2 separate regions of the Homo sapiens genome follow, and region 1 is linked to region 2. The links are chromatin contacts, found by Hi-C in ENCODE. All regions are on one chromosome and are shown on one strand. Each heading gives the region's core, a stretch centred on a gene start or an enhancer-like site at or near the end of the contact. The rest is flanking DNA. Distances are from core to core; before and after follow the strand shown.

The links. Hi-C counts contacts between places; a loop is a spot of excess contacts on that map. Pooled maps may share reads with other maps.
Region 1: a pooled map shows a loop between it and region 2 (2.2-fold over the local background). The contact joins two enhancer-like sites. A Hi-C loop is called at or near these places in 2 of 168 maps with a recorded cell type or tissue (HCT116 and mammary epithelial cell), 1 of 37 single-sample maps with no recorded cell type and 5 of 50 pooled maps.

What each region holds. Positions count from the first base shown.
Region 1 is chr15:58,178,021-58,182,887 of GRCh38, forward strand. It overlaps AQP9 (aquaporin 9), which reads left to right. Exons shown (of 6, transcript NM_020980.5): 5 at 1,108-1,325. Among named protein-coding and RNA genes, the nearest start is that of AQP9, 42 kb to the left of the region's middle. Within about 2 kb of position 1,436, at least 3 of the 41 ENCODE cell types and tissues checked have a DNase peak (open chromatin) inside an H3K27ac peak, as active enhancers do.
Region 2 is chr15:57,633,057-57,637,907 of GRCh38, forward strand. GCOM1 (GCOM1, MYZAP-POLR2M combined locus) reads left to right here. Exons shown (of 17, transcript NR_104371.3): 8 at 557-685; 9 at 4,639-4,718. MYZAP (myocardial zonula adherens protein) reads left to right here. Exons shown (of 13, transcript NM_001018100.5): 8 at 557-685; 9 at 4,639-4,718. Among named protein-coding and RNA genes, the nearest start is that of MYZAP, 44 kb to the left of the region's middle. Within about 2 kb of position 2,700, at least 13 of the 41 ENCODE cell types and tissues checked have a DNase peak (open chromatin) inside an H3K27ac peak, as active enhancers do.

The sequences.
Region 1 (4,867 bases), core at 186-2,685, 540 kb after region 2:
ATTATTCCCTAAACAATACCGTATTCACATTATATCAGATATTATAATAATCTAGAGATGATTTAAAGTATACAGGAGGATGTGCATAGGTTATATACAAATAATACACAATTTTATATTGGGGACTTGAACATCCATGGATTTTTGGTACTTGCAGGAAGTCCTGGAACCAATCCCCCACAGACACCAAGGGACAGCTGTATAAAACACAAAACAAAACACAAACACAAACAAAAAAATACAAATTTTTTTCACTTAATGTTATAAGTATTTTTAAATATTACTACATAGCTTTTATGTTTATAGTTTTTAATGGCTATACAGTAGACTAAAAAAAGAGTAAAAGCTTCCAGTTTTTCAGTACTATAAATTTTGCTAAAGTGGACATTTTAAAATGATTTTTCCACGTTTTAGATTATTTCCATTGTGTAATTCTCAAACATCCAGCAGCATCAAATTGTATAAATAAATTTATGTTTTTGAATGCATATTGCTAAATTATTGCTGAATTTCCTTTTAAAAGCATAGTACTTGTTTAGATCTATTAGAAAAGCCTGAAATAACGGGTATCTTTTTCCTAACATTTGATATTGTTTGGATTTATTTTATTACTAATGAGTTTTTACCACTGCTTTCCTAATTCTGTTTTCCTTTTTTGAATTTTCTGTTCACTTCCTTTGCACACTCATCTATTGATATCTCACATTGCTTTTCTCACCAATTTGAACAAGCCTTTCATTCATTTTTCCAGCCTGCAGCTTGCCGTTCTACTTAGCTGAGTAGTAGCTTAGCAGGATAGTGTGGTATTAAGATAACAGTCTCTGGAGCCAAACTCTCTGGATCCAAACCTGACTGCCACCTACTAAGTGGGCAGGGTAACCAATCTGTAAATGAGAATTATATTGGCTTCTCCTCTAGAATTGCTGTAGAAAGAAGAGAGACTGGCACAATTATTCACCCAGTACATGCCAGTTATTACTAGGCATATTGTAATATAAGTAAAATAGTAATATTGTAATATTGTAAAATAGTAAGAAGGGATGATTTTGAGACATGCAGGTGAGCAGAATGCAGGCTAAAGCCCTGGCTCAACTTCTCCCTCTCCAGGTGGTGGCCACCATGATACTCCTCATAATCGTCTTTGCCATCTTTGACTCCAGAAACTTGGGAGCCCCCAGAGGCCTAGAGCCCATTGCCATCGGCCTCCTGATTATTGTCATTGCTTCCTCCCTGGGACTGAACAGTGGCTGTGCCATGAACCCAGCTCGAGACCTGAGTCCCAGACTTTTCACTGCCTTGGCAGGCTGGGGGTTTGAAGTCTTCAGGTAAGTAACAGTGGTGGGGAAGAGAGAGACAGAGTCATGCTGCGCCTCACCAGTGGGGCGGGGCTTTGACATGGAGATCCAGGGAAGTTCAGATGACAGCGCCAACGTTAACTGCACACTCTGGTCATAAGCATGAGACATTTCACTGGTATTTTGTGGTATGATGTGTGTGTGTGTGTGTGTGTGTGTGTGAAAGAGAGAGAGAGACAGAGAAAGAGAGGCGGCTCTAGGTAAATTCAATAGAGATAAAACTGTCCCACATAATAATAATCCCTCAATTGCTATATGATTTTATGTGAACATTTTAGCTGTATAACTTGTCTGCAGATTCATTTTGTGACAAAGTTGGGCTACAATTTGCATCCTATGATGCCACTACAGGGCTCTTCCTCGTGAACCACGCAACCTATGCTGCACTTATTCCACAGATATTTGTTGGGCATTATCTGTGCTTTAGTCACTGTGCTAAGCAAGGAAATTTCAAATCAGCAAAAGCACTCACCTTGAGCGATATAATAAGTGCTCTGGCAACCCCTAAAAGTGCTGCAGGAACACAGATAACGTGTGAGTAACTGCCAGGGAAGCAGGGAAAGACATGACTGCAAATGTGAGAGCTGACTTGGTTCTGGAGATATGAGTAAGAACTTCCGGACAGGACAGACGTAAGATTGAGCCTCTGCCCCAGAAATGGCAAGACTCCACACTTTCTACTTCAGAATGTGCTGAGGAAATACGCCAACTGTTGGTACCTATCTTCTAGGACAAAATTTGCCCCTTCACTACTTCCTGGTTTCCCTGCATGCAGTCACAGAGGCGCATCCTCATCCACCCATGGCAACTTCCTATGGGGAAGGAGCTCACTTTGGTTCATCAGGAAACAGGGCTCTACCATGGAGAAAAGTAGGAAAAACATGTGTGAGCAAATTCTACTTTAATGTTTCCTGTGAGAACAAAGGACGTGAGTGTTCCCAAATGATGACCTAGACATAGAGTCATCAGGGTTTGGCCTGCATTTCACCAGGGTGAAAAATAAGTTAAAATAACTGGTACCATTGAGATCACCACCACAGATAGCACTCAGAGCATCTAGAGTGTAAGTGCCATGAGTACCTTGACAGCCTTTTCCCCTGGTATATCCACAGTGCCTAGAACAGGGTGTAGCTCATAGAAAGGCTCAATAAAAAGGTATTGAATAAAAGAATGAATGAATTCTATGTGACGGACACTTCCTAGGAGTTGAAGGATGCAAAGCAACTCAGTCAACATTCCCTGTCCTCAAGAAATTGACAATCCAATAAATTTCCTAGAACAGCAGTTCTCAACCAGAGGTGGGCAACTGTTCCCCAGGGCATTTTTGGTTGTCACGGCTGGACCTGAGGGAAGGGGCTGCTACTGGCATCTAATGGGTAGACGCCAGGAATGCTGTTAAGCATCCTACAATGCACACGGCACACCTCCCACAACAAAGAATTATTCAGTCCAAAATGTTAATAGGTTTGTGGTTGAGAAATTCTCTCCTAGAATGATCACAACTAGAACACGAAAATGTCCGCAACTAGGATGGATCTCTTGTATCTTTCCAATGGAGCATCAAAAACATATGTCCTAAGGATCTCCTTATTCCCAGAGCCCAGAATTCGCCCATGAGTTTCCCTTAATTCCACCATCCAGAGTCTCAGTCTTGGAGACCAAGCTCTTCTTCCACCCCCTTTGAGACCTCCTTGGTGATTCATTCAAAAGTCAAAGAGACATGGTGGTTCCAAAACAGATGGAGATCTTGCCCAATGTCCCTTTGCTCTGTTAAGTATATGTTAGGAGAACTCACGTGAAGGAAAATGTTGGAATCACCTAATGTCCCATGTCCTTAGCTAGCATCAGGATCTTTTCCCTTCCATGGAGTCATTTATTCATTCATGCAGCTACTTGATATCTTACTCAAGGCTCTCCACTAAAGATGATAAGACCTAGTTTCTGTCCTTCACTGTTGTGTTTATATTCTACTTAAGAGGTTATTCCAGAAGCTCTTACACAAGGTTGAAGCAGTCAAGTGCCATTAAAGAGATTTGACTAATTAACTCCAGGAGTTTAGAGGTCTACAGCTCCAAATTTAAGAATTATGGGAGTGGAAGTGGGAACATTTATAGTATTTGGATATGCTTAAACAAGCAACAGAGGGGTTATCTCAGGCAGAGAGAACCGTTATTCAAAGACACAATGTTAAAATCACAAGTGATCTAGTCTAGCTGGAAGGGTGCAGAAAGAAAGTTGGAAAGGGCCGTTGTCAGATCATAGAGGACCTGGACTCCCAGAATGAGAATTTTGGCTTTTCTTCTGCTCCCTGTTTTGTAGGTTATAGGGAGTAGCAAAGTATTTGGGGCAGAAGTTTGGCAGGTTTAGAATGTCAATTTAGCAAAATTAATCTGGCATCATCCTATAAGACTGATTGAAAAAGGAGAGAGTGGGGAAGTAGAAACCCATTAGGAAAGAGCAGGGTTGGCTGGTAATCCTCAACCAAAAATTTCTCCCCAAAACCTTTGAGGGACAACAGGCTTCCAAAGTGTTCTTAGAGTGTCTCATTTCCTCAGAGTTCTATATTCAAGGGAAATCCCTCAGTAGATATCCTAGCTTGGACCTACACCTAAGGTCTTAGAAAAAAAACAAGGCTACCTTGTTCCCAGGTCCCCATGTACTCCTGAACGGCAAGCAGTGGAATGATGGCAGGTACAGCGAGATGCCAGAGGGTTTGATGAGGGCAAGAGTCAACAGACCCTGGCCAAAGACTCTTGGTTTTTCCTTTAAATGTTAAGATGTTTCCCATCAAATTTCTCTCCACTTATTCACATTGTTAATGACTTAATCAGTGAAAGCTCTCAGGAGTATTATTAAATTTTTCAAATAGTTGGCCCAAAGTATTGAATCCCTAAAGATGGTCCTTTAGACAGTTAACATACACATGTTCCTGGCATCTCCCGAATCATAGTGTGCAAATGATCACTATTTGTGTGCATATAGGACTAGGCTAGGCAGGTAACCACATCTGAGCGCCTCCATTTGTGACTTGTGAACCTGATACAACATGTCCAATCTGATAAAATAAAAAGCATCCAGCCAGTGAAGAGGACGTGTACCCTGGCTGATATCTTGGACCTTCATCTGCTAAATGACAGGAAGAAATTTGCCATAAAAGGAAATGATGGACCCAACAGGTAGCTTATACTCCCTTCATGTTTTGACCTCTAGAGAAGACTTCAAGTCTTTACAGCCAAACGGGAGAGGCAGCCACCCTCCATGTGCCTCCCCTAGAAAAATCCATCTGGATTTGGGGCCTGGGGAAGGGCACTGTGAGGGCGGCCGAGTACAGCATCCTCGCTGCCGTGTGGTAAGAGTGACATCTGGTGGCTGCCATGCTCAGGCTCAGTGCTCTTCCATCAACCCTGCAAGGGCAATGGAGGACTTCGGAGACCACTTAGGTGCCCCAGGTGGAAGGGACCATGCAGATGAAGGAAATGGAGCTCACGATGGGGAATGGGGGTTTGATTTGC
Region 2 (4,851 bases), core at 1,450-3,949:
CCTGCCATTAGAGTGGGGCTGTGCGTCTCACATCTTGGCTTTTCCAGGAGATTATAAGTTCCTGAAGGCGGGGACTCCATGTCTGGCTCATCTGTGTCCGTAGAGGCTTAATACATGTTCTGATGATTGACTGGGTTTTCTTGTTAGTAATGAGCTGATGTATTGCATTATGGGAGAAGGATCTGGGAATTCTGCATTCAATTCCAGATCTGGTTCTAATTCCCTTACACTTCTGGCAAATACAGTGACATTCTGAGCATCTACTCAATGTTATTAAACATTTGTAGGCCTCTTTTACACCTTTTGGATATAAAGACTTAAGGGAAAAAAGGGAAAAAAATGTAGTGAGGCCCATTAACCAGCCACATGATGTATCTTTATTCATAGGTGAGAACCAGAACCGTGAGGTTGAGTTCATGATCTGTGAGACACTTTCAGGTTCCAAGGTCATGTTTTAAAGAGAAATCGTGATCTAGCAAGGCCTGAGCTGATTGGATCCCGGTGAGTAGCCTCGGTACTCCATGCCTGTACTTAGGAGGGTATATTTCTTTTGCAGGAAGAAACCAATAGTTTTCTGAAAGCGATTGAAGAAGCCAATAAAAAGATGCAAGCAGCAGAGATCAGCCTAGAGGAGAAAGACCAGAGGATCGGGGAGCTGGACAGGCTGATTGAGCGCATGGAAAAGGTAGGACACAGCGTTGGGCCTATTGCCCACTTGCCCAAACTTTTCCCTGTAGGTCCATCTGAGATACGAGAGGCCCTGGATATGGATTCCTCTCACCTCCAAAATTTGCAATTAAAAAAAAAAAGACAAAGCTATAAAATAAAGTATAAGGAAGTCCAACAACGTTCTCATTTTTCCCATGATAACTATTTTGATGCTTTTAAAAAATATTACTTGTGAAATTCTTTAGAAAAATTAATATTTTAGCAGCCTTGCTTTGCTGGTGCCCCAGGTGTGAACTTAGTTTATCCATTGAATTATCAAGCCCTATTTAGGTGTTACATCAACACAGCAGCCCTGTTGTTTCTGGGGCATGTGTCTCAAGGGTTGGCTTTTCCTTGACACGCTGGGGACTTGAGAGAGTAGGGAGGCCCCATTTCTCTAGGTGTTGTAAGCAGGCTGGTGAGTGTGGTGGGGGAACCTGAGGAAGGCGGGAGCTCAGCTGGGATAATGAAGCCTGTCTAGTGAAAGGGAAGAGGCCAGGAATTAAGTAGGAAGTGGAGGAAGGGGAGGAAGTGGTGGGAGAAAGGAAAGAGGAAAAGAAGGAAGAGAAGGAAGAGAAAGGATGGGTGACCTTTAGCAGGTGACGGCTGACTTCTGGACCCAGGAGTTCAGGGCCAAGTCTGTGGCTGGTTTCTGGGAATGGCTCCCTGGCTGCATATGAGTTTGCAGAGAGCAGTGACCTGCCAAGACCCTGACATTATTAGCACCCTGTGACTCATTCGGGATGCCAAGAATCTCCAATCTGATGATGGAGGCAGAGGTGGGGCAGCAAGAGCAAGGTCACTGTCAGGCTTCATGTGATGCTGAGAAGAGGTCGCCTTAGCTAATGGTGTTTGCAGCATAAGCCCCTGTACTGTCCCCTCATAAGGCGAGGTGTCGCCACTATGGGAACTGCATGAAATTCAGTTCTGTGGAGCTTCAGAGCTCACTGGGTGCTTCGTTTTAGCTCTTTAGCTTTTTACTTGGGAGAGACTTGGGCAAACTAAAGAGTCAATTACAATCTCCCTTCTACCCCCTGGGAAAACAGAATCCCATCTTTTATTGAAGAGTAGGTGATTGGCTTAGTCAGGACTAACATTAGTATTGACCAGAGGGGGTGGTGGTGAAGATTGGGCAACAAGGGAGCTTTCTAGAGCTTGAGTGAGCTTCCTCCCACATTATTGTCCTCCTACAACAGCAGAAGATCCCAGTTAACTCAGATGCTCTCTCTCTGGGCAGCAGGTTTTTCTGCAGCGTAAAGAAGCAAGGTGAGCCGGCAGCATAGCAGGGTGGTCTGGGGGAGATGCCGTCATACAGAGAAACCACAGGTAGTGGTCATGAACATAGGCTTTAGAATCAGACAGTCTGGGGATTTGAATCTTGTGTCTCTTTGTAGTTGTTTGCACTTACTTGGTTTTTCCTAACTCAGTCTCCACTTCTGTAAAATGCTGATAATGGTACTTCTTATTCTTAGGGCTTTTGTGAGCAATAAATGAGAAAAATCCACGCCAAGTGCTAAGCATGGTTCCTCGTATATAGTAAGGGTTCGATCATTTGTGGCTATGATTTTTACTCTGTTACGAGGTTGCCTAAATGTCTACCCTCAGAGTCAGGTTGTCTTTAGCACGACCCATTTTATGCTTATCTTCATTGCTGTCTTGAGGTTCTGAAAGTTTCTTGTCTTTCCCCACTGATTTTCACATGGAGCCCTCATGTGGGATGAATGGGTAGAGCCAGGAAGCTGGTAAGGCCAGCCCTCCCTGCCAGCATTTAGGAAACACAAAACCTTCCCCAAGTGGTGTTGGCTTCTTCTTTAGTGATTGGAAATGTATTGTCCTTTCTCTAAATCTTCCTTTCCATTTAGGCTAGAGAAATGCTCTATTTATTGAACTAACATTAGGTAGGCCAATTTACACTGTTTCCTTTTCAGGGATAAATCTGTGAGAGCAGGAATCTGGCCAAATCGCTGTCTCACACTACGTGAACGGCATGTCCTAGGCAGGGCTGTGGCAGTGTACGTATCCTGCTCTCAGTTTTGGATTTTGCTCAAGGACAAACCATGTGCTTTTGAATGGCTTCTCTGCCATATGCCTTAGTTTACTGTTTCTCTTGCTGAGCACTGTATTTCAAACACCTTTTTTTCTGATCAGTAAAAATCTTTTAAGGAGTGTTCTCTACCAGGGACCCTTCTGGGGAACAGATAATAGTCTATGCCATAATCTGGGCAGTGGTTTCACAGGTGTTTACAAATGTAAGAAATAATTGTGCAGTGTACACTTAAGATTTATTGTACCTCAATTTAAAACAAATTTTAAAAGTGTGCTGTAAGTTAGACCTTGCTCTACTTTATGACAGCCTTTTTCTTTCTTGTTTTTTGTTTTTTTTTTCTTTTTGGAGGGAGGCATTCACTTGTGAAAGCTTTTATCACTGTTATTTCGGGGCTAATGTAAAACTTCCAACCACATAGGGGCAGGAGGAATGTTCTGCTCAGGCCAGGCCATAAGAATGTGCATTTGCTGTAGAGATTTAAAAACAGTAACAAAACCCCAGTCAAAGTTGATCTACCTTTGTTATTTTAAATATTTCAGAGATAATATATTCTTCCTGCTTAAGGTGGACTGCTTCCCCACCCCTTTGGCCTACCTCTTGGTATACCACTGCTTATAGCTTCAGAAGTTGTGGCAGTTAAATTTTCAAAGATTTGCTTTTAATAATTTGGTAGAAAAGAGGTTTGGAATCTATGTAGCTAGTAAGAGTTTGCTGGGTGGAATTTCCGAACATAAAGATGAGGAACATTAGTTCTTAGAGAAGGACCTAAAGTAAAATAATCTCCCAATTAGTGAGCGTTATTTGATAAACTTGCATTTTAAGGAAATTTGTTACACTAACATCTGTAATGTATTTTTAGCACAATTTCGGTTATGACAGGCACCATGTTTTTATGAACATTTTTCAGCTTTGTCCAAAGAAATGATTCCAGACTCTTTTTTGGGCAAACTTCTAAATATACATATATATAGCAAAGTGTACAAAGTGCACGGCTTAGTGCGCGTATGTTTCCTATTGCTACCATAGCAAATTTCCACAAGGTTAGTGGCTTAAAACAACACAAATGTATTATGTTCCATTCCTAGAGGTCAGAAGTGCTAAAATCCAGGTGTTGGCAGAGCTGGATTCCTTTTGGAAGCTCTAGAAGGGAATGCATTTCCCTGCCTTCTCTAACTTCTGGAGGCCACCTGTACTCCTCAACTTGTGGCCCCCTCCTGCAGCTTCAGAGGCAGTAGCAGAGCATCTTCCAGGCTCCTTCTCTCTGATTCTAACCCTGCTGCCTCCTCCTCCTTAGAAGGGCCCAACTGGATAACCCAGGATCTCCCCATTTTAAGATCTTTAACTTAATCACATCTGCAGAATTCCTTTCTCCATGTAAGATAACACATAGGATTCAGGAATCAGGACATGGACATCTTTGGAGGGCCATGAATCTGACCACAACATATTTTTACAAGTGAATACACCTGTGTAAACACCACAAGTTAGAATATAGGATATTGCCAGAATCCCAGAGCCTCTTTTCTTGATGATTCAGAAAATAATAAAGAATTTTGCAGTATCACAAGCCACCAGTTTAAAGTATTGATAATCAGTATTTGGGGCTATAAATTTTCACTGATCCTGGGCTGATGGAATACTTTGGAAAATGAATCTTGAATGGTTTTATTTAGGATGTTTTGTCTCTGACCCATAAATATATCTATAAATACACAACAACAGACTTGGCAGTTTTGAGCCTTGTTTGGGCTTTGCTGAGCAGGTGTGTAAAACCCAGGGGGTGTCATATAGACTTGGACTCCCTAGTGCTAGAATTGCTAAATAGACATTCTCTGTCAAACTTGGGATCCATTGATTAAAATATCAGTTTCTGTTTGTTTTAGGAACGTCATCAACTGCAACTTCAACTCCTAGAACATGAAACAGAAATGTCTGGGGAGTTAACTGATTCTGACAAGGAAAGGTAAGACGTAATGCCTTTCGTCTTGTAATGGATTTAGGTTGTGGACACGCTGTGTTTTTATGACCTCATTTGACCCTTACATTTTCATTTGTGTGGTTGTACCTTATTACAGACTTAAGCATACATAACATTG